Regions from separate parts of the Mus musculus genome. Here region 2 is linked to region 1. Evidence: chromatin loops called from intact Hi-C (ENCODE). Cell type or tissue: gastrocnemius. All regions are shown on one strand. Links, peaks and the distances in the headings refer to the core of each region. The heading gives the core; the rest is flanking DNA.

What was found. Peaks named below come from ENCODE experiments on the same cell type or tissue, not always from the same donor. Only the 100,000 strongest peaks of a DNase experiment are listed, where the experiment ranks them.
Region 2: it touches region 1 in a loop (2.3-fold over the local background); 10 of 42 quality-filtered maps call a loop at or near these places.

What each region holds. Positions count from the first base shown.
Region 1 is chr3:95,857,344-95,868,199 of GRCm38, reverse strand. Mrps21 (mitochondrial ribosomal protein S21) reads left to right here. Exons shown (of 3, transcript NM_001355759.1): 3 at 5,268-5,566. The coding sequence ends at 5,448. Among named protein-coding and RNA genes, the nearest start is that of Prpf3, 6.9 kb to the right of the region's middle. In gastrocnemius, for the core only: CTCF peaks have their summits at 6,158 (motif pointing left), 6,773 (motif pointing right) and 7,697 (motif pointing left); a DNase peak (open chromatin) is centred at 6,164; H3K27ac peaks cover 3,236 bases.
Region 2 is chr3:95,954,224-95,965,079 of GRCm38, reverse strand. No RefSeq gene overlaps it. Among named protein-coding and RNA genes, the nearest start is that of Gm9054, 26 kb to the left of the region's middle. In gastrocnemius, for the core only: CTCF peaks have their summits at 5,032 (motif pointing right) and 5,785 (motif pointing right); no DNase peak of the experiment used is centred there; H3K27ac peaks cover 1,261 bases.

The sequences.
Region 1 (10,856 bases), core at 1,233-9,232:
ACTATACTACCAACACTACTTGGTTTTGTTTTTAAAGATATATTTTATTTTTCTTTAATCCTAGCACTTTATCTCTGTGAACTCACGGTCAGCTTGGTCTAGATAGTGAGATCTAGGTCAATCGGGGCTATGTCTCAAAAACCACAACAAACAAAATATTTTATCTTTATTTATGTGAATGTTCGTGTGTGCCTTGTGTATTCAGGTATCCCTGAGGAGGGTCTGGATTCCCCTGGCTCTGCACTATCCAGTTGGATTGGGTTTATAGCTCAGATGGTACAGTGCTTAGCTAGCTTGCGTGAGACTTTGGGTTTCTTCTCTAGTACTCTATAAACTGCGTGTGGCGACGCACCCTCACAGTTCCAGCAGTTAGGAAGTGGTGGTTGGAGGTCCTGAAGCTCCAAGTTGTCCTTGACTGTATTGCAAATTTGAGGCCATCCTGGGCTACATAGGGACCAAGGGCTGTTAAAGGGGCTTGCTCTCAAGCCACTTGAGTTTGGGTCCCAGACCCATGTGGTAGAAGAAGAACATTAACTCTTGGACAGTATCTTCTGACCTCCACAGAGTGGGAGAGCTGGCCAAGTGCACTGGCTGCTCTCTAGGGGGCCAAGTTCAATTCTCAACACCCACTCCACTTCCAGAGCATCTGACACCGTCTCCTGGCCTCCACAGGACCAGGCACATACCATGTGCCATATACCTAGACATGCATGTAGGCAGATAAATATGTACATAAGATAATAAAAACCTAAAAAGTAGATACTACGTAGATATTTTCTACCATCTGACCTGGTATTAATTCAGATCTTGTCCAAGGAACGTTTATTTCTTTTAAAAAATTTTTTTGTGACAGAGTCTTATGTAGCCCAGTCTGGCCTCAGATTTATCATAAAGCTAAGAATAACCTTAAGCTCCTGATGCTTTGCCCCCGTCTCCTGAGTCAGGGTCACAGGGTCACAGGCACTCGCACACACGTACAGCACCCCATCCTCTGCAGCTCTGGGGAACCCAGGCCTCTGTACATGCCACGGAAGCACGCTACCAATCAATTACAAGCTGAATCCTCAGCATAAAGAATTTTAGTTTCTTTAAAAAAAATAAGTTAAGTACAAAGCAGTTGGGGGTGGTGACTTACACTTGCAGCCGCAGCCCCAGTCCTGTAGAAGCTGAGGCAGGAGAATTTCAAGCTTGAACTATACAGACCCTGTCTCAAAAAATGACACTGAGTACTTTTTGAGTTTTTCTGTGTAGCCCTGGCTATCCTGGAACTCACTCTGTAGAACAGGCTGGCCTCGAACTCAGAGATCCGCCCGCCTCTGCCACCTGAGTGTTGGGATTAAAGGTGTGCACCACCACTGCCCTGGCTGAATACTTTTTTCTTACTTCAGTTGTTAGAACACCAAGGAAATTATAAGGTTTTATTTTTGAGGGGAGGACCCAATTTATATTACCTAAGAAGAGAAGATTTGATCTGAGGATGTAGCATACTTGGTAGGAAGGCATTGGTCCAGTAGCACCATAGAAAATGACAAATAGTCAGGCGTGGTGGCGCACACCTTTGATCCCAGCACTCGAGAGGCAGAGGCAGGTGGACTTAAGAGTTCGAGGCCAGCCTGGTCTACAAAGTGAGTTCCAGGACAGCCAGGCCTATACAGAGAAACCCTGTGTTGAAAAACCAAAAAAAAAGAAGAAGAAAGAAAATGATAAATAGTGCTTTTGCCTGTAACTCTGGCTGGCACTCAGAGATGCAGACAGGAAGATCAAGTTATCCTTGGTTACACAGCAAGCTTGAGGCCAGCCTGGGCTATGTAAGACTGCAGGAGAGAAAGAGTCCTTGGAAAAGGAAGGCTTCAATTGAGCAGAAGAGGTGTTTATAAGAACAAGTGAAGACACCCAGGCCGCTGGACTCTGAACCCGAGCTTTGAGCTCCTTGGGGCTCCTTATGAACTTGAAACCAAGCTTTGGAAAACGGCGCAGGGAATGTATTGGCATTTACAGTCACTCCAGAAAGCTGCATTTTAAAAATAGTAGATTGCTTGGGGTGGCACATGTTTGTAATTCCAGCCGGCACAAGAAAGCTGAGGCAGGAGAATCAGGAATTCAAGGTTATCCTTGATTACATATTAAGTCAGAGGCCGGCCTGAGATATTTAAGACCCTGTCTCAAAACCAAAAAGCTACATTTTTAGTATAAAAATATAATTTGCAAAGAAGAAAGCTGCATTTATACTTTTTTTTTTAAGTCTTGGAGTGTTGTGGAAATGTCTTATAAGTTGTTCTCTAGCCTGGTTGGAGGCGGGAAGCGATCAATCCCTTGCTCTTAGGGTGCTTTCCTAGGCAAGGCGTTGTAAGCATGTGTGTGCGAGCAGAGTCTGCGCAGTGCTTCGACCTCCCGTCCAGATGCAGCTTTCCTGACCATGCGAGCAGAGTCTGCGCGTGCTCGACCTCCCGTCCAGATGCAGCTTTCCTGACCGTGCGAGCAGAGTCTGCGCGTGCTCGACCTCCCGTCCAGATGCAGCTTTCCTGGCCTGGCTTCTCTTTTTCCTCTGCTGTTCTCCGCTGTGTTCCCCTTGGGTCACCTTTTCTACATACCTGTCTCAGCCCAGTCTTCTCTTCCTTGGCTTTCGGGTGGTTGTGTTTGAAGTAAGCCTCTCATTCTGTGATCTGATTGCATTAGCGGTTGTAAGGGACAGGGGAGCCATGGTCGAGCTTTCGTGGAGTTTGGAGCGCACCGGGAGCCTTACAAAGGGGAAGGCCTATGTGCCTACCCCAGGAGACTGCCAGAAATGCCTGTTATGTAACCAGGGGCCTTCATTGGAGCCCTGACATGAGGATGTGGAGAGTGGGGGTTGCTAGAAGCCATGTGTGATTGGCTGGCCCCCAGACTAGGAAAGACAAGAACACTGGAAGCATTCCCAGTTGACCCCTTTTACTCCTGATGGGCCAGCTTCTGGGTTCATTGAGTCCTCCTGCATACACAGCGGCTGACGCAGCCTGGCTACATTGACATGTGAATCTGCCACCCCCAGGTTCCTCTTGGAAGCCGCTCGGCTCCTTTTACATAATCAGTTGAATTTTACTAAAACTGGCAGCTGGTTTCTCCGTCATGTAGGGTTGCCAGGCACCAGAACTCTAAGCTGATCTGTTTACACTAAGCTCTCATTTGCTAGTCCTTGAACTACCTTTGTAGACCAAGGTGACACTAGTAACACCTTCCCAGAGTGCTGCCATTGAGCTCCAGCTTCAGTTACCCCACCCCCACCCCCGCACTGGGGAGTAGACCCAGGGGCCTCACAGATAACTCAGACAAGCATTCTACCCCTCAGCTACACCCCCAGCCCTTTAGCTATTACTTCTTGAGTTCTTTTGGGTCTGTTTATTTGGTTGGTTTTAGGGGTTTTTTGAGACAGGGTCTCGTGTATCCTAGGCTGGCCATGTATGACTTGAACTCCTGCCTCCCCAGGTGCTGGCACCACACTGGGTTAAGGGGTTCTGGGGATGAAACCAGGTAACAACTGAGTTACACCACCAGCACCATACTTAATTCTGCTACAAAGCTTGACCTACATCCTTGCCTATTAGAGATGAAGTTGAATGAGTGCTTCTGCTGTGGTGGAGGGAGTGCGTGCGTGCGTGCGTGCGTGCGTGCGTGTGTGTGTGTGTGTGTGTGTGTGTGTGCGTTCTAGGCTGGCTGGTCTAGCTCCTCCTCCAGTGCTGGGATTACAAGTGGGGGCCTTTTTACCTGGATTCTTGCACTAGAACTCAGGTCCAGTGTCAACTCAACCATCTTTCCAGCCTAATCTATGCTTTTAATTTTTTAAAAAAGATTTATTTATTTAATGTATGTGAGTACACTGTAGCTGTCTTCAGACACACCAGAAGGGGGCATCAGACCCCATTACAGATGGTTGTGAGCCACCACGTGGTTACTAGGAATTGAACTCAGGACTTCTGGAAGAACAGTCAGTGCTCTTAACCACTGAGCCATCTCTCCAGCCCACAGCCTGTTTTTAATCGTTTTTAATATTTATTTATTTATTTATTTTGTTTAGTTGTTTGAGACAGGGTCTCACTGTGTAGTCTTGGCTAGCCTGGAACTGTGTAAATCAATTTGGTCTCAAACTCAGAGATCCGCCTGCCTTTGCCTCCCAAGTGCTGGGATTAAAGTTGTGCTCCTCCGTCTTGCTTATCAGTGCTCTCGGTTTCATCTCCAGCACTAAAGAGAAAGGAAATGCTTAGGTACTGAGATGATGCCCCGATGCTCCATCTCCTTGGCCTGTGTTTTCTCCCCCCACCCCCCTCCCCCGGATGAAAAGCCCCACCCAGCTCTTCCCCTGTCGTTGTCTAGGCTGGCCCAATCGCTGGGTGCTCTCCCGGCCAATGAGATCCTTACAGAAGGAAGGGGGTGAGCCTGCGGAACAACACCTAGGGCAGATCCCTAACCTCTGCCAGCACCTACACACTCATGACACACAGTTGTGTGATTAGAGCATGTGGGACATGGGAAATGGTGAGTGAGGCTGTTGCAATGCTCTCCTTTGTGTCCTGGCTATGACGAGGGCCTGTGTTTAGGGAGCCCCACAATTGCTCAGACTTAAGTTGTATCAGTTGTTTTTTTTTTCTAAGGGGTCATCTGAAACTATCCTCTTACATCAGCCTCCAGGTCCTGGGCTGATAGCCGTGTACACCACCCTACCAGTTCTCAAATACAAAGAAGAGGGAGCTACATTTTTCACTAAGAATCAACTAGGGGTCACTCCATTGAGTTTTGTTTTGTTTTGTTTTAATTACAAATAGTTTGCCTCAGTTGTGGTTGTTTTCGTTTGGTTTTGGTTTTGTGGGACAAGGTCTCTCTATGTGGCTCTGCTTGGCCTCCAACTCACAGAGATCCATCTGCCTCTGCTTCCTGAGTTCTGGGATCAAAAGCATGCGCCACCACACGCCAGGCTTCACGTGTGCTTCCCCTCCCGTGACTGGAAAGCACTGCACCGGGAACCACTGACCCTCAGAGGCTGTCTTACACCGTGGGCGTGGTGTGTGGAGGGAGTCAAAGAGAGAGCGTAGCTCCAGGGTAAGCACTATGGCTGCTTTTTAAATTTACCTCACGGGGTCTTACTGCAGCCTCTAGAAAGCAGTCAGTGTTATGTTGTCACCACCATCATTTTCAAACACAAGTTATTTTTGCCTCTTGACTTCCGATGGGCAGTGAAACTGGTAAGGAACAGTGATGACGAACAGCATCTGACTTCATCACCTGCCTTTATACAGAATCCTCACCACGGATGGGCTTACCGAAGTCATAAGTCGACGACGCTACTATGAGAAGCCTTGCCGCCGCCGCCAGCGGGAGAGCTATGAAACATGCCGGAGGATCTACAACATGGAAATGGCTCGAAAGATTAACTTCTTGATGCGAAAGAACCGTGCAGACCCGTGGCTGGGCTGCTGAGGCTTGGGGCTAGGCACCCACACACCCATGTCCAACTCCTTTCTTTATCCAGCCAAGTTCTGTTACTTTTCTCTATAATAAAAACTCCATCACAGGTGAACAAGAAGGCTTGGACATACAGAAGCTGTCTTATTGGTCCACAGCGGACCCCGTCTTTGATTAAAATGAAAATAAAGAATGAGGGCTGGAGAGATGGCTCAGCGGTTAAGAGCATTGACTGCTCTTCCAAAGGTCCTAAGTTCAAATCCCAGCAACCACATGGTGGCTCACAACCACCCATAATGAGATCTGATGCCCTCTTCTGGTGTGTCTGAAGTCAGCTACACTGTACTTACATATAATAATGAATCTTAAAAAAAGAAAAAGAAAAGAAAAGAAAGAATAAAAAAAATGGAATAGGAGCAGTAATATTTGTTGCTAGCCTAGGAGAGGGGCCAATCAGAAGATACATGTAATGATAGAGTTTCTGTTTATAAAGATTTGGGAAAGTTCAAGAAACCATGGTGCCAGAAAGAAAGAAGGAAGGAAGGAAGGAAGGAAGGAAGGAGAGAGAGAGAGAGAGAGAGAGAGAGAAGGAAAGAAAATATTAGGGCTGGAGAGATGGCTCAGCAGTTAAGGGCGCTGCTTCTCTTTTGTACAGGACTTAGTTGAGTTCCAACACCTAATGGGTGACACAGGACTCTGAAACTCCAGTTCCAACTGTCTGTCGCCATCTTCTGGCCTCTTTGGGTACTTCATGAATATAGTACACATACCCTTGTGGCTCACAACTGTCTGTGAGTCAAACCCCAAGGGAATTCCTTTTCTGATCCCCATAGGCACCATATATATCCATGGCACACAGACATACATGCTAGGCAAACATTGAATATGTGAATGGACTTAATACTACTGAGCTGTACACTTGGTTAAATTACTGTTTTGTTACTATTTATTTATTTATTTTTTTGGTGGCTTTTTCTTGTTTTTGAATCTCTGTAACCAGGCTGGCCTCAAATGCACAGAGAACCACCTGCCTGTTTCCTGAGTGCTGGGATTAAAGGTGTGTACCACCCCACCCAGCTAAATTGCTGTGGTTTTAGAATTTCTTTTTGGTTTTTCGAGACAGGGTTTCTCTGTATAGCCCTGGCTGTCCTGGAACTCATTCTGTAGACCAGGCTGGCCTCCAACTCGGAAATCCGCCTGCCTCTGCCCCCCCAAGTGCCGGGATCAAAGTCGTGCGCCACCACCGCCCAGCGAGGTTTTTTGTTGTTTTTTTTTTGTTTTGTTTTAAAGATTTATTAGTATACAGCATTCTGCCTGCATGTATGTCTGCTGGCCAGAAGAGGGCACCAGATCTCATAGATGGTTGTGAGCCACCACGTGGTTGCTAGGAATTGAACTCAGGACCTCTGGAAGAGCAGCCGGTGTTCTTAACCTCTGAGCCTCTCCAGCCCGTGGTTTTAGAATTTTAAACCCCCTTTTCTGAGTCCAGGTGAGGCAAGGAAAGTTTCCAACTGTAAAAAAAAAATCCTACATTTCCTATCCAATTGTTATGAGTCCCAAAAACAACTCTCACCGGAAATGCAGATGTTACTCTTCACTGAACTGCCCTTCTCTGTCTGCCCTTTGAGTAGTATGTATGTGTTCTTAATGAAGTCTCCTAAAATACTACTAAACTAGACTCAAAAGAATCCCAGGAACAGACCTTACAATGCTAACTCCTGTTTCTGTCCTTGAATCTTGATGGGGGGTGGGGTGGGGAGCACAAGTGCCCTGGATGGATGGTAAAGCAGTAAATGAATCATAAGAGGAAAGAGGTGTGTGTAGGGGGAAGGGCTCAGAGTGAGACATAGTGTCAATGTCAGCACAGGGGCTGTGTCATTCGTGTTAGGGCCCCTGCTTTAGGTCCAGGCCAGCAAGTTGTTAATAGGCCTGTGCATAATTGTAATTCCTGCTGGAGCTGAGCTTCTGTCCTGCATGTACTCAATTTGTTGGCGATGCCCAGTGTCAGCGCCTTCCCATGGCAGCATTCTGACCCCAGTGAGAAAACCTGCTAGTCCTTCATTGCTGACATCTGCTTCCTCCTTTCTTGGTCTCCATACAGACGCACCTCTAGTATCCGGGGCGTTGGCACCAGCATCTGCAGAAGACTGGCAGAGAAGAGGCAGGAGGGCTAGCCACCCATCCCAGGATGCTACCCTCTGAGCATAACAGTTTCAAGGGACAGAATTTAGGGCTAGTGGATAAACATCACCCCCTTGTGGTGTAACACATTGATTTCTAGCCTTCACTTTTTGTTTTTATTCATTCTTGATTTAGGGACTTAGCTCAGGCTGGCCTCAAACTTGTACTCTACCTGCCTTGTCCTCTCCAGTTGAGATTCCAGGCTTGTCCCTTTTTTAGTGGCTAATGCCTTGAGCCCTCTTGTGAGTTTACTGTTCCTCCTTTGAGGAAGCATTCAAGTCCTTAGGCGGGGGTCCTCACTGCTGAGTTGACAGGTCTTTCCTTAGGAACCTGACATGTAGATGTTGCCTCCCACTGTGGGTTGTCTTTTTATCCTGTGGTAGGTTCCTTTGATGTTTGCTGTGACAGGACTTTGGCTGGCTTGAAAGTGGCCATCCTCCTGTCTCAGCCTCACAAGGACTAGGATTACTGTCATCTGCCACCACACCCAGCCAAATGGCAGAAGTTTTCCATGTCCAGTTTGCTTTGTTGCCCTTGTTTTTGGTATCACATCTTAGAATTCATTGCCAAATCCAGTGTCATGAAGACAAACTCTGTTTTCTTCTAAGAGTTTTGTTTGTTTTGTTGTTGTTTCTAGACAGGGTTTCTTTCTGAGGCCCTGGCTGTCCTGAAACTCATTCTGTAGACCAGGCTAGCCTTGAATTCGGAGATTTGTCTACCTCTGTCTCTAAATGCTGGAATTAAAGACATGCACCACCACTACCAGTCCAAAACTAACTTTTACAAATTACACTTATTTATGTAATCTGTGTGTCTATACACATGCCACAGCCACCTGAGGAAGTCAGAGGACAGCTTTCGGGAATTGGTTCTCTCCTTCCACCTTGTGGGTCCTGAGGATCAAACTCAGGCTGCTAGACTTGGTGGCAAGCATCTTTACCCACTGAGCCATCTCACCAGCCCCAGCAGAAACTAGAATTAGAAGATACCTTGGTGTGAGACTCATTAGAAAGGGCAGTTGTTTTCTAGTAAGATGGAAATTAGAATTTCCCAATAGCATGAGGGTTTTACTTGTTTTTTTGTAATTGGAAAGTTAATTGACTGGCTTCAAGAGAGAGATTTTTGCTGTACTACTTAGATTGGCCTAGACTCTGGGACTCACGTAACATTCCTACCTCAGCCTGCTGAGTAGTGGATCCCAGTCCTTACTAAAGACATGGGGCACCACGCCCTAAAAGCTAGGTTTAATCATTTGAAAAGTACAATCTAAAGCCCACTTTCCCTGTAGCATGACAGAACCCAATAAAGCCTGCCTGTGAGTGACAAGCTGGGGGAGCCGACTGCGCTGCTCAGCTCGCCCAGTTTCCTGTCTGCAGCACCTAGTACCAGCATCCTGGAACTCACGAACAGCACGAAATGCTCACGGCCTACTGAGGTCCGCTATTTTGATAGAGTAACTGCATTTTAGAACACTGGTCATGGTGGGTTGGGTTTTCTACAGACTATTTCCACTTTTTTTTTTTTTTTTTTTTTTTTTTTTATCCAGCACAACCCAAGAAAGCTGCTTGTTCTTTGGGATCACATTTTTGGCTCAACAGCTGTCAGCTTGTTCACCTAGATCTGCGTGTGAATAAAGTGGGAGAGGTCTGTGCTAGGCTATAGCTCGAGAACTCAGAATTTGAGGCTGCTGTCTCAGTACCATTTTTAGACAAATACATGTTCTTGGTGATTTTCCAATCTCAGTTTTCACAAGAATCTCCTGACAAAAGAGGTCCTTGATAATCATACTGGAAAGTTCTCAAGAATAAAATGGATTCCCTGCCCCATAAGTATGTTCTCATTAATGTATTCCAGTTTTGCAGTTGAAACAGGGTCTCACAGAGATCCTCTATTTGCCAGTGCTGGCAGTAAAAGCTTAAAGATTTATTCATTATATGTAAGTACACTGTAGCTGTCTTCAGACACACCAGAAGAGGGCATCAGATCTCATTATGGATGGTTGTGAGCCACCATGTGGTTGCTGGGATTTGAACTCAGGACCTTCAGAAGAGCAGTCAGTGCTCTTACCCACTAAGCCACCTCTCCAGCACAAGGAGCCAGTTTTATTTTCAGTATTTAACCAAGTGAATTTAAAATAGTGTTAGCCTTCCACTGCCTGTGATTCCTCCATATTTTTTTTTTCTGAATTGTTTCCATCATGAGGAAATGACAAAAAGAGCGAGGCACAGTGACACCCAAGCTTAGTCCTAAGTATTCACGGTGGCATGCATGCACACTCGAGAGAGCACACACACACACACACACACACACACACACACACACACACACACCACACACACACATTTAGTCCTAACTGCTCATGCTAAAGAATGAAGATTACCTAAGCCCAGGAATTCAGAGACAATCTGAAGAAAACATCATCTCCAACAGGAGAAGGGAGGGGGAAATAGAAGTCTCTTCTTCAAAGGGGTTACGAGAGGAATAAAGGAAATATAGATGTTTTGATAGGGGCAGATGTGGATGGATAGAAGAGTACAAAGTAAACTCATATATGTCAGATAGTTGATGTTATTGCAGTGCTGACATCAGACCCAGGGTCTGAAGCATGCTAGACAAGTACTATACTACTGAGCTGAATCCCAAGTTCTGGTCTTCTGTGTTTATGTGCCTGTGGAATCCTGAAAACAACTCCAAGGAGTCAATTTTCTCCTGCTGCCTTAGGGGATCCTGGAAGCAAACTGGTGCCGTTGTAAAACACCTCTACCTACAGAGCAGGCCTTCATCTGAGTTTTGCCAAAACTGCCAAAACTATTCAAACAGGGAAAGGACAGCCTGAGAGCTTGGTTTGGTGGTTCAGGCCTGTAATCTCAGAATTTAAGAGATGGAAGTGAGAATATCAGGAGTTCAAGATCATCTGCATAGTGAGTTTGAGGCCAGCCTGGGCTACGTGAGACTCTGCCTCAAACAAAGCAAATAATAGTATCAGGAAATTGGATATTCATGAGCATAAAAATGAGTTAAAGTTGGGCATAGTGGCACATGCTATAGACTACCAGAAGTACTTTCTCTCTCTCTCTCTTTTTTTTTTTTTTTTTGGTTTTTCGAGACAGGGTTTCTCACCACTGCCCGGCTTTTTTTTTTTTTTAAAGATAAACTTATTTTATTTATACGAGCACACTGTAGCTGTCTTCAGACACACCAAAAGAGGGCATCAGATCCCATTACAGAGCCACTATGTGGTT
Region 2 (10,856 bases), core at 2,000-9,999, 96 kb before region 1:
TCTCTCTAATTAAATGCAACTAGACAATCTTCTGAACACACTATAGAGCAAATCACAGTCTTTAGACTTTTATCTTTTAAAGGGCTGGTTTAGGACATACATTTAAAACTCAAACTTAGAAATGTGCGTGGCTTGGCTAGAGTAAAAAAAAAAAGAAGAAGGGGACTGGAAAGATGACTGTTTTTTTGGTTTTTTGGGGGTGTTTGTTTGTTTGTTTGTTTGTTTTTGTTTTGGCGGGGGGCATCTGAGACAAGGTTTCTTGTGTAGCTCTGGCTGTCCTGGAACTCACTCTGTAGACCAGGCTGGCCTTGAACTCGGAGATCTCCCTGCCTTTGCCTCCCAAGTGCTACTAGGATTAAAGGCATGCGCCACCACCACCCCACTGTGGCTAGGCTATTAAGAACACTGCGGCTGCTCTTACCGAGGACCTGGGTTTGACTGCCAGTAGCCACATAGTGGCTTACAACCATTTGTAACTCCAGTCCCTGGGGATCCAATGCCCTCTCCAGACAAACACGTAGGCAAAACACCCAAACACATTAAAAAGGAAAAATAAAAAAAATAAACAAAAATGAAATGTGGAAGGCCATGCTCTGACTGGAGACATCGGGACCTTTTCCCAGCTATGTTAAAGTCCAAGCTGGGCTGTCTTCTCTGTCTTCAATGAGGTGGCTGAGCAGCAGACGCCAACGTGCAGATCTTCATGAAGACCCCGACGGCCAAGACCATCACTCTTGAGGTCGAGCCCAGTGACGCCACCGAGAATGTCAAGGCCAAGATCCAAGACAAGGAAGGCATTCCACCTGACCTGCAGGGGCTGATAACAGCTAGAGGATGGTCGCACCCTGTCCAACTTCCAGAAACCTTCCAGAACCTTGCACCTGATGCTGCGCCTGTGCGGTGGCATCATTTAGCTGTCCATCAGCTTGCCCAGAAGTACAAAAAAGACAAGATGATCTGCAATAGGTGCTATGCATGCCTGTACCTCCCACCCCCAGTCAACTGCCGCAAGAAGTATGGCCATACCAACAACCTGAGCCCCAAGAGAAGGTCAAATAAAGCTGGAGCCTGTTCCAGGCCAGTGACCTGGACTAAATAAAGTCCCCTTCCATTGACTGGAGCAGTAAAAAAATAAAATAAAATAAAAGTCGAAGCTGCTGGCCTGTGATGGTGCACACCTTTAATCCCGGGCTTCCAGCAGGTGGAGCTATGTAAACGCAAGGCCAGCCTGGTCTACCTAGCAAGTTTCAGGGAGGGCTACACAGAGAAACCTTGTCTCTCAATCCAAAACAGAACAATTTATTGTTCAACTTATTCTTAAATGTTATCATAAAACATCTGGAAGATGTCTTAAGCACATAACTAGAAATCAGCTGATATATTCATTGCTAATTCCATAGCACTTTTCCTTTGGTCTCTCTCTTAAGGAACAGTCTCCCAGACCCTGTGTTACCATACTGGACTGAAAGGATTGCAGGTGGGGTTAAGGAGCTCAAGGTGGGCTAAGTCTGGGGCCAATGCCGTCACAGGTCTCTTTTTGAGAGACAGAGGGAGACAGGAAGTCAGGGCAGAAAAGGAAACAAGGGGATGGAGCCAAGGCCAGAGGGGTAAGATGGCTACTTTCAAAGAGGACGGGGTCAGGGGTCAGGGGCTCAGGGGTCAGTCCTCTTAGAAATGTGAGCTGTGCCTAGAAAAGGCAGGGAAAGGTTCACTCCTAAACCCTCCAGAAGCAATACAACCCTGCAGGCATCTGCCATTTAGGAGTCTAATGCCCATTTCAAAACAGTCTTGACTCCAAAACTGTAAAACTGATCCATGTTTTTGTAAAGGATGTTTGTGGGAATCTGTTCCGGCAACAGTGGGGGGTGGCTTTAGGGGCAGCTGGGCATGTGTTCAGCACCTTATCCTGTTAGAATTTCTGCATTTGAACAATGCATGTTGTAAAACTCCGTGTGTAGAGCTGGAGAGAGGCTTTTTGTCTGCTCATCCAGAGGACCAGAATTCAGTTCCCAGCATCCACAAGGCAGCTCACAGCCATCTTTAGCTCCGGTTCCAGGGGCTATGGTGTCTTCTTCTGGCTTCCTTGGGCACCAGGCATGCATTCGGTGCACACACACACATACCTGTAGACAAGACACCATCCACATAAAATAAAATACAAAATAAGTTTTTTAAATGCTGTATTTTCTGAGTGCTAATTACTGCCATATTTCCCCTAAAACATATATATATATATACACACACACATTCTAAGAGTGTAAGCCAGAGATCAATGCATGTATAAGTAAATCCTCAATCTGGCATCAAAAGACAAACATAATACATGCATTTAAATATGTGGCCAATTTTAAGTAGCCACTGGCCACAAGAGATAATACAGGTCTATGGACCCAACCATACTGGCTTTGGGAAGGCTAAAATTGGATTCAGAACGGAGAATCTGACTTCAAAAGACTTCAAAAGTGTTAACAGTGCTTCTTTTGTTTTTGTTTTGTTTGTTTTTTTTTCCGAGACAGGGTTTCTCTGTGTAGCCCTGGCTATCCTGGAACTCACTCTGTAGACCAGGCTGGCCTCGAACTCAGAAATTCACCTGTCTCTGCCTCCTAAGTGCTGGGATTAAAGGCATGCGTCACCATGCCCGCCAGACTAACAGTCCTTCTTAATGCGACTTTAGCGTAGAGCAGACTTTCTTATGCACAGTTAGCAACAGCTGTAGCAGTCTGTAGCAACAGCTGAGCTTGATAAAGGATAGAAAGTAGACCTTGCTCCTTAATATAGACAAATGCCTGACAGCATGGCCTTCTCTTTCAGCACCGTGTCACCAGTGTGGAAGCTGCTGTGATGTTGGGTCTCTGTACGGTACCCAAGCACCCATCAGCCCCCCAAATTCCTGTGATCACAAGCATTCTCCTAGCGAGGTATGGCCCACACTCTCCTAAGCTGCACCTCAAATAACTGGGCTGATAGCCTGAGCTCCACAGTGAGCACCTGGCCTCCCCGCTGCACCCGCCATGGTCATTGTTCTGCATTCAGCCCGTGGAACTTTCTGAAGAAAACACTAGACCTTCCTGACGCTGCGGTCCTTTAATACAGTTCCTCATGTTGTGGTGACACCCCACACACACAACCAGAAAATTATTTCGTCGCAACCTCATAACTGTAACTTTGTTACAATTATGAATTGTAATGCAAAAATAATATGATATGCAGGGTACCTGGTATGCAGCCCCCGTGAAAGGGTCCTTTGACCCCCAAAGGGGTTGCGCCCCACAGACTGAGAACCGCTGCTCTAAGCCTTGTTACTTACTTCCCCCCTGTTCTTATGAACAGGCATAATGATTCCTCCCCTGTAGGAATTTTCTCTGAATAGCAAGGAAAAAAAAAAATCCCTAAGTAACAGCCTGCCCCCAAGAGAGTTACAGGCAGGCAACCCAAGGACAACCCGGAGAGGCGCCAAGGGAAGAGGGGGTCCTAAACCCACAGACAACACAGAGGGGCACCAAGGGGAAGGGGCCTTAAAATAGCTCGCCTGGGGGACTTGGTGAATAGTGATGGACGATAACTCAAAATAGAAGGAACAAGAGCACAAAGAAGGGGCATGCCCTTCCCTGGACAGCTACAGCCAAACAGCACAGACATAAAGCACCAGAAATTTCTGAAGGCTTGACATCTGAAATCAAGATCTTCACAGGACAAACTGCTATGAAACGATTTCCCGACCCTATTTGAAGGAACTGTTTGTTGTAAGTGAAGGTTTCCTGAACCTCGAATCTCCGTGTGTAAGAGTTACCCTGGAAAGAAGCAGACAAGAGGAAAAGGAGGAAACATCGGTGTCCACTCCAGGAGAGTCAAGCAGGGCAGCCAAAGTGAGGCCTCATTCTTCTGGGGACAAGGTGGCTGATCTTGGTGTCCTCCAAACCCTGAGGGAGCAGGGTCCTGTTGGGGTTGATATGTAAGAAGGGAAGTTACCCTGAGGTGGGGGAATAAGGGGCTTTGAGGTGAGATTGGTGAATCCAGTGAGGGGATCCCTCAAGCTTAGCGGCTGTGGGGGAGGGGGGTCCCAAGAATTACTTTAAAGGGGGCCTGCCATTCAGGAGAAAGGGCTGAGGGATGTTGGTCCAGAGGGGAGAGAAGGACTTGATCTCCAATGTTGGTAGGGGTGGACAGGAGTTGGTGTGCGGAGCTTCATCCAATAGAGGTGAAGTCCTGGTGCGTTTCACAAGAGTGATTTTTAAAGAGCGATTAGCTTGTTCTATCTTTCCCGAGGACTGTTCGTATGGGACATGAAAATAACAAGGGAAGTTGAGGACTTTAGATAGGGTTTAGATGTGCAGGTGAATTCAAGACCATTGTCGGACTGGAGGGAGATTGGGATTCCAAATGGAGAGATGATCTCTCAGACGGGGAGGTCAGAGACTGTCTGAGCCCTTTTGTGGGGGGTGGGCAATGCCTCCACTCACCCTAGTACTTCTCCAGCGTGAGATCTGACACATGGTGTGACTTTATGGCATCTGTTACCTAAAGCATAAAATGTGACTTTCAAGACAAGAGATGCATGAGGCACCAGGGGACACACAGAGTAATTATTGTCATTGTTGTCCATCATTGTGTATGCTGTGACACCAACTAACTACCCAGTGTAAGGCAGAATCTACAGGGTAAAGGTAGAGCCCATCACAAGCGGTCCCCTCTTCAGACACCCACTACAAGACGTATGGCAATACCTCTGTCCAGCCAACTGCCAGTTCCAAATGCAGCAGTTTACCCACACAACTCAGAACCCACAGAGGCCTTCACTGCACTTACTTTTTTACTTTTTTTTTTTTTTTTTTTTTTTTTTTTTTTTTTTTGGTTTTTCAAGACAGGGTTTCTCTGTGTAGCCCTGGCTGTCCTGGAACTCACTTTGTAGACCAGGCTGGTCTCTAACTCAGAAATCCACCTGTCTCTGCCTCCCAAGTGCTGAGATTAAAGGTGTGCGCCACTATACATTTCTTTCCTAAAAATTTATTTAATGCATATGAGTGTTCAATCTGCATGTACACCTACATGCCAGAAGAGGGCATTAGATCACATTATAGATGGTTGTAAGCTCCTGCAATAACACCCCCATGCTCATATATGATCCTCTTAGGAAGGCTATTCCAGTAATAAGCTTCCTTCCAGTTGTTTTGTTAGTCCAGCAGGATGAATTTGAAGTCCATTTCTTTAACTTATGCTTTTAAGATCAACACCAAGCTATGATAGAAATTTAGTAAGTTTTTGCTTGTTTTGGGGTTTTGTTTGTTTTGTTTTGTGTTTTGTTTGTTTTTGTTTTTGTTTTGTTTTGTTTTGTTTTTGGTCAACTTGACACAAGCTAGAGTCATCTGGGAAGAGGGAACCTCAACTGAGAAAAGACCTCCAATAGATTGGCCTGTAGGCAAGCTTGACTGGCATTTCTTAATTAGCAATTGTTGTGGGAGAGACCAGCTCACTGTGGGCAATGCTATATCTGGTTCTATACGAAAGCAGGCTGAGCAAGCCATGAGGAGCAAGCCAGTAAGCAGCAGCCCTCCATGGCTTCTGCATCAGCTCCTGCCTCCAGGTTCCTGCCCTGTTTGAGTTCCTGCCTTGGCTTCCCTTAGTGGACTGTAACTTGGGATACATAAGCCAAACAAACCCTTTCCTCCCCAAAGGTGCTCTTGGACGTGGCGTTTCACCACAGCAATAGTAACTCTAAGACGAATGGATATGAATAGTTTGCCTAAATGTATGGCTATGTATCAAATGTGTGCAGTACCTGTAGAAGCCAGAAGAGGGCATCAGAACTACTCAGGCTGGAGTTACAGATGGTTCTTAGTTATGGAACTTAAAATCTTGTTTGTCGGCACTTTGGAGCACTGTGATGGCTTGCAATACAATTGCCCAGCGGCTCATCTATTTGATGCTTGGTCCCCAGTTGATAGAACTGTTTAGGAAGGATGAGGACATGGGGCCTTCTTGGAAGATGTGTGTCACAGAGGGAGAGGACTTTTAGGTTTCAAAAACCTACACCATTCTCAATTAGAATTCTCTCTGTCTCTCTCTGTCTCTGTCCCTCTGTCTGTCTCTCTCTGTGTGTGCGTGCATGTTTGTGTGCTATGCCTGTGAATAAAGTATAGGCTTTTAGCTACTGCTCTACCCCAGACCTGCCTGCCTGCTCCCATCCTCTCCACCCCACCCTGCCACGATGGCCATGGACTCCAGCTCTCTAGAATTGTGAGCCCCCAAATGAAACGCTTTCCTTTGTAAGTTGCCCTGGTCATGGTGTCTTTTCACAGTAACTAAAACATTGCACTGCTGGAGGACCTGAGTTCAGCCCCTCCCACCCACATGGTCCTCACAACCTCCTGCTGTCCATAGTGCAGTTCTGAAGGCCCCAGTGCCCTCTGACCTCCGACGGGCACTGGGAACATGCATACTTGCAGGCAAAACACTCATAGAAACAAAATAAATAAATCTACAAATGCTCAATTAAAAAATAAAAATCAGATGTCAGCAGCTTGTCCACTTTCACCTGTGTGTGAATTTTCAATATCAATACTAGAATATGAGTCAAAAAGAGAAATCAAATATTGTAGCAAACAAATTTCAGTATTCAGCTTTATAGCCATTTAAGTAAATGTGTCCCCCCCCCCTGGAAAATGGCAACACTTGTGTTATAAATATTAAAAGTGGTTACAGGCTCATAGACAGGAGGCTGAGACCAAATATGCTCTATCAGGAATGTTAGATGTCACATCAGAGGCAGCCATGACCTGAGTCTGAAGGGAGAGAGCAAGCCTGAGGTTCAAACAGAGGGCCATTAGGAAAAACAGACGTCTGGATAGTGTGATGGGCTTCTGAGGGGAGAATGACAGACAGACAGACCTTCTGTAACAAAGAGAATTCACTCCTTGGTCTTACAGGTTTTCCATCTGACACATTTGCCAGATGTCATGAGGCAGGAGAAGGCATGGAATAAAATAAATTAGGGTTCAAGGTTGTCTTGGTCCTGGGCTTACAGCTGCAGGATTGGGGGGTGGGTGAGACTACAATGCCACACACACACACACACACACACACACACACACACACGCAATCGCGAGCACACACACTTATCAACTCTGTCCAGAGAGGGACTTCAGGGTAGTGTGAGAGGATTTCAGCTCAACAAAGTAAGGGCCTGTCTCAAGAAGGAGAAAAAGAAGAGAATGAATGTGAAGCCGGGGGTTCAAGTACTTGGGAACCTGAGGCAAGAATATCATAATTCCTTATCAGCCTGAGCTGCAGTGAGAGACTATTTTACAAAGAGGAGAGGGAAGGACAGAGGAGAAGAAAGGAAGAGAGGGAGGGAGAACGGGGAGGGGGAGGAAAGAGAGCAGCCTTTAGTCATTAAATTTTTAATAACGGGCCCTTCCAGGAATGCACACTACACTCCATTACCAACACTTTCCCCAGACAGAGTGTACTTCCAAGTGTGTTCCATTTTTAGTACAAATAACGGCTCCTACTGACTGACTAGGAATTGGGAGGCTGCCAACTGACTGGAGTGACATTTAAAAGGAAGTTCCCACCGTACTCTTTCACAGTTTAATTTACATAGATGACAGTTTGGTCTTTCTTGGAAACAGTATTTAGATTCCACAGACTCTGAAAATGCAGTATTAATATGACTACTAACATTAGAAGTAGGACTTAAAACTCAGAAATAAGAATAGTAATCTGATCTGGGCCTAGTGGTGCCTGCCTTTGATCCCAGAGCTTGGGAGTCAGAGGCCTGCAGATCTCTTGTGAGTTTAGGCCAACCTGATCTCTACATAGTGTGTTCTGGAATGGCCTGTCTCCAAAAAAATAAGCAAGGCAAGAAAGAAAAAGAAGAGGAAGAGGAGGGGGGGGAGGGGATAGGGAGAGGTGAGAAAGAAGAGAAGGAGAAGGAGAAGGAGGAGGAGGGGGAAGGGGGAGGAGGAGAAGGAGGAGGATGAGGAAGAGGAGGAGGAGGAAAGAAGAAGAAGAAGAAGAAGAAGAAGAAGAAGAAGAAGAAGAAGAAGAAGAAGAAGAAGAAGAAGTAGTTCTATATTAAATGATATCATTTATATTCTCTACAGATCTGATTAGACCCTTAGTTTTAACTGCATAAAACTGAAGGCCTGGTATTAATATTAGTATATTACAGCCAGCATGGCTTGGTGCCTTGACCTGATGAGGAGCCATGAGAGAATAAAGGACAGACACTCAAGAAATGAAAGATACACAGATGGAAAAGCTGGGGTCAGGTGGGCTGTGTGCACTCTGATGGAATGGCACCAACTACCTGGCATCTTAAAGTGTTTATTATTAGGTACAGCACATCGGGGAGGGGTCAGCTAATCTTGGTAGGCAGTCTCTCTAAACAAAAAGTCTCTGAGAACATCCAGGAAGAGGAAGATGGGTTGCTAGTCTTTGCATACACTAGAACTTGCACACTGTCAACTTTGTCACTTAGACTAGAGGAAGAGTTTGCAGACTCTCTGAGCCTCCCCGGAGGAAGGCTTTGCCACACCCATGGGTCCTTGGCATGACCAAGCCCCTATCAACCATACACATTCACTGAGAATGCCATCCACTCTTTACAGTCACTCAAGGCTTCCTCTGTGCCCTCTGTTACTATTTTAAAATAATTAGACAAAAGTAAAGCAGAATCCATAAAAATGTAATTATACGCTTTTAAAAAGGAAACATCACAAATCAATCATTGGTAACAGAACAGGTTAGTGTGGGGTGATGCACAATTTGAGGTTATGCAGAAACAAGATTACTCAAGGAATGGCCCTGCTTCTGACAGGCAGCTAGCAGGCAACCAGGGGTGTCTGGTGTCCCCACTGAGTTCCCTAGAGAGAGGGGATCCAAGTTCAGGAGCATTACCAAGGTCACTCCTGCATTTGAACACAGTGCACCCCGGGCACTTCCAGCTCTCTCCTGATGGCGAGTGAATGGCCCATGCATCCTGCCAGTTGTACGTCGGTTGTACATCAGGGTTCTGATGAGATTACAGGTGTCCTTCGCTCAGCCAGTTTGTGATTGGTGATCTCAGGAATATCTGTTGGGACAGCCTGTCTTCTAAGGTGCTCTGTCTCACCTTGTGTAAACAATTTCAAAACGAAAGACTGCAGGAGACACACATGGCATCTTATGGCTGCAGCAATCTCCTCATTCCCAAGCCCCTCATGATGCCCCTGTGAGGGGTGGCAGCCAGCTTTTTCACTTGGGAGACCCTCTCAACTTCCCAAGGGAGCGGGCTGCCCTCGCTGTGTGCCCATCTGTTGAAGGTCAGGCTCTCCCTACCTCTGCGCCTTTGCACTGACTCAGAAATCTAAAGTTTGGTGCTGAACCTGGGCAGGGCATCTCATGTCCACTGGAGGCCCGAGCCCTGCACATGGACCTCCCGTGTTCGCATCCCCAGACTAGACCTGTGTGGGCCTGGCAGGGCCAGGCAGCCATCCCTCTCAGGCAGCTGTTTCTTTCACTCTCAGTCTCCTCTCCTCTCACTTCTGTCTTTCTCTGACACAGTCTGACCTCCAGATAAGAGTTGTTCCATGAATTTACCACAACCAAAAACATGAGGGCAAAGTAACTGGAGGCACCCAGTAGTTCTTGAGGACTCTCAAGTGCCACCCCCACCCCCATCTCACTGAGAGACTTGCTCCGTGCAAACTTTCCACAGCTCAGTGAGTCTGGAAATGTACAAGCCTGGAGACGCCTTTCCTGCTTTCCAGGACTATTTGATCAATCCAAAACCCAAGGGCTACCTCTGCTTACTGGATTTGAACCCTGTTTTGTTTTTGTTTTGTTTTTTTATCTTTGAGTCCATACCTACCATGGGTCACAAATTATCTGTGGGAAAGGACACACCCTTAACCTGTCTGTGGTCTAATCTAAAAAGCTCCATTTGGGAGTCTTTAGACCAGCATACTTGTTCGGCTCTCAGTTCCAATGTGGCTTCAATATACACTGAGCAATGACCACTGCTGGTTTAAATTGGAAACTTCCTTTCTTCCTTTCTTTTTTTGTTTGTTTGTTTGGTTTTTTTTTCGAAACAGAGTTTCTCTGTATAGCCTTGTCTTGTGGCCGACTCGCCAGCAAGAACAAGAACAACGCTACAACAGGATCCTTCTGCACACGTTTATTGGGAGAGCTTGATTGCAGAGGCGGAGAGACCCCAAGCCCAGAACTGGTGCTGCTTATATAGCCCTAGGAGAGGCGTGTCTCGCACCCAAATTGGTTGTGCTTGGGTTATGCTTACCACCTCATTTGCATGCCTACATCTGATTGGTTAACTTCTCTCTCATCTGATTGGCTAACTTATCTCTCATCTGATTGGTTAATTCTCAAAACTTCATCTTGGCAAAAAACTTTACTGTCTATGTATGCGTAGTGGCCAGCGGAAGCCAGCGCCACTCTGCAACGGCACATGTGGCTTCCCACAGCCTTGGCTGTCCTGGAACTCACTTTGTAGATCAGGCTGGCCTCGAACTCAGAAATCTGCCTGTCTCTACCTCCCAAGTGCTGGGATTAAAGGCGTGCGCAACCACTGCCCAGCTATAAATATATTTTAAAGGAAAATGGATCAAAGACGCATAAGTTTGTCAGATTAATCTAGAAAGTGTCCTCAAGATCAGCTGGGACTCTGACTCCATGATGGCCAGAGAGCCACGAGACCATTTCTTCTGCTTCTCAGTTCCCTTTTCCCAGACATACAGCATGCTAGATCTCTACCCAGTCTCCGAGTGCTTGAAATGTGGCTAATTAAAATTGAGACATAAAACTCTACCTACCCCAAACTATAAAGACTTATATGAAAACTAAATTTTAGTAATATTTTT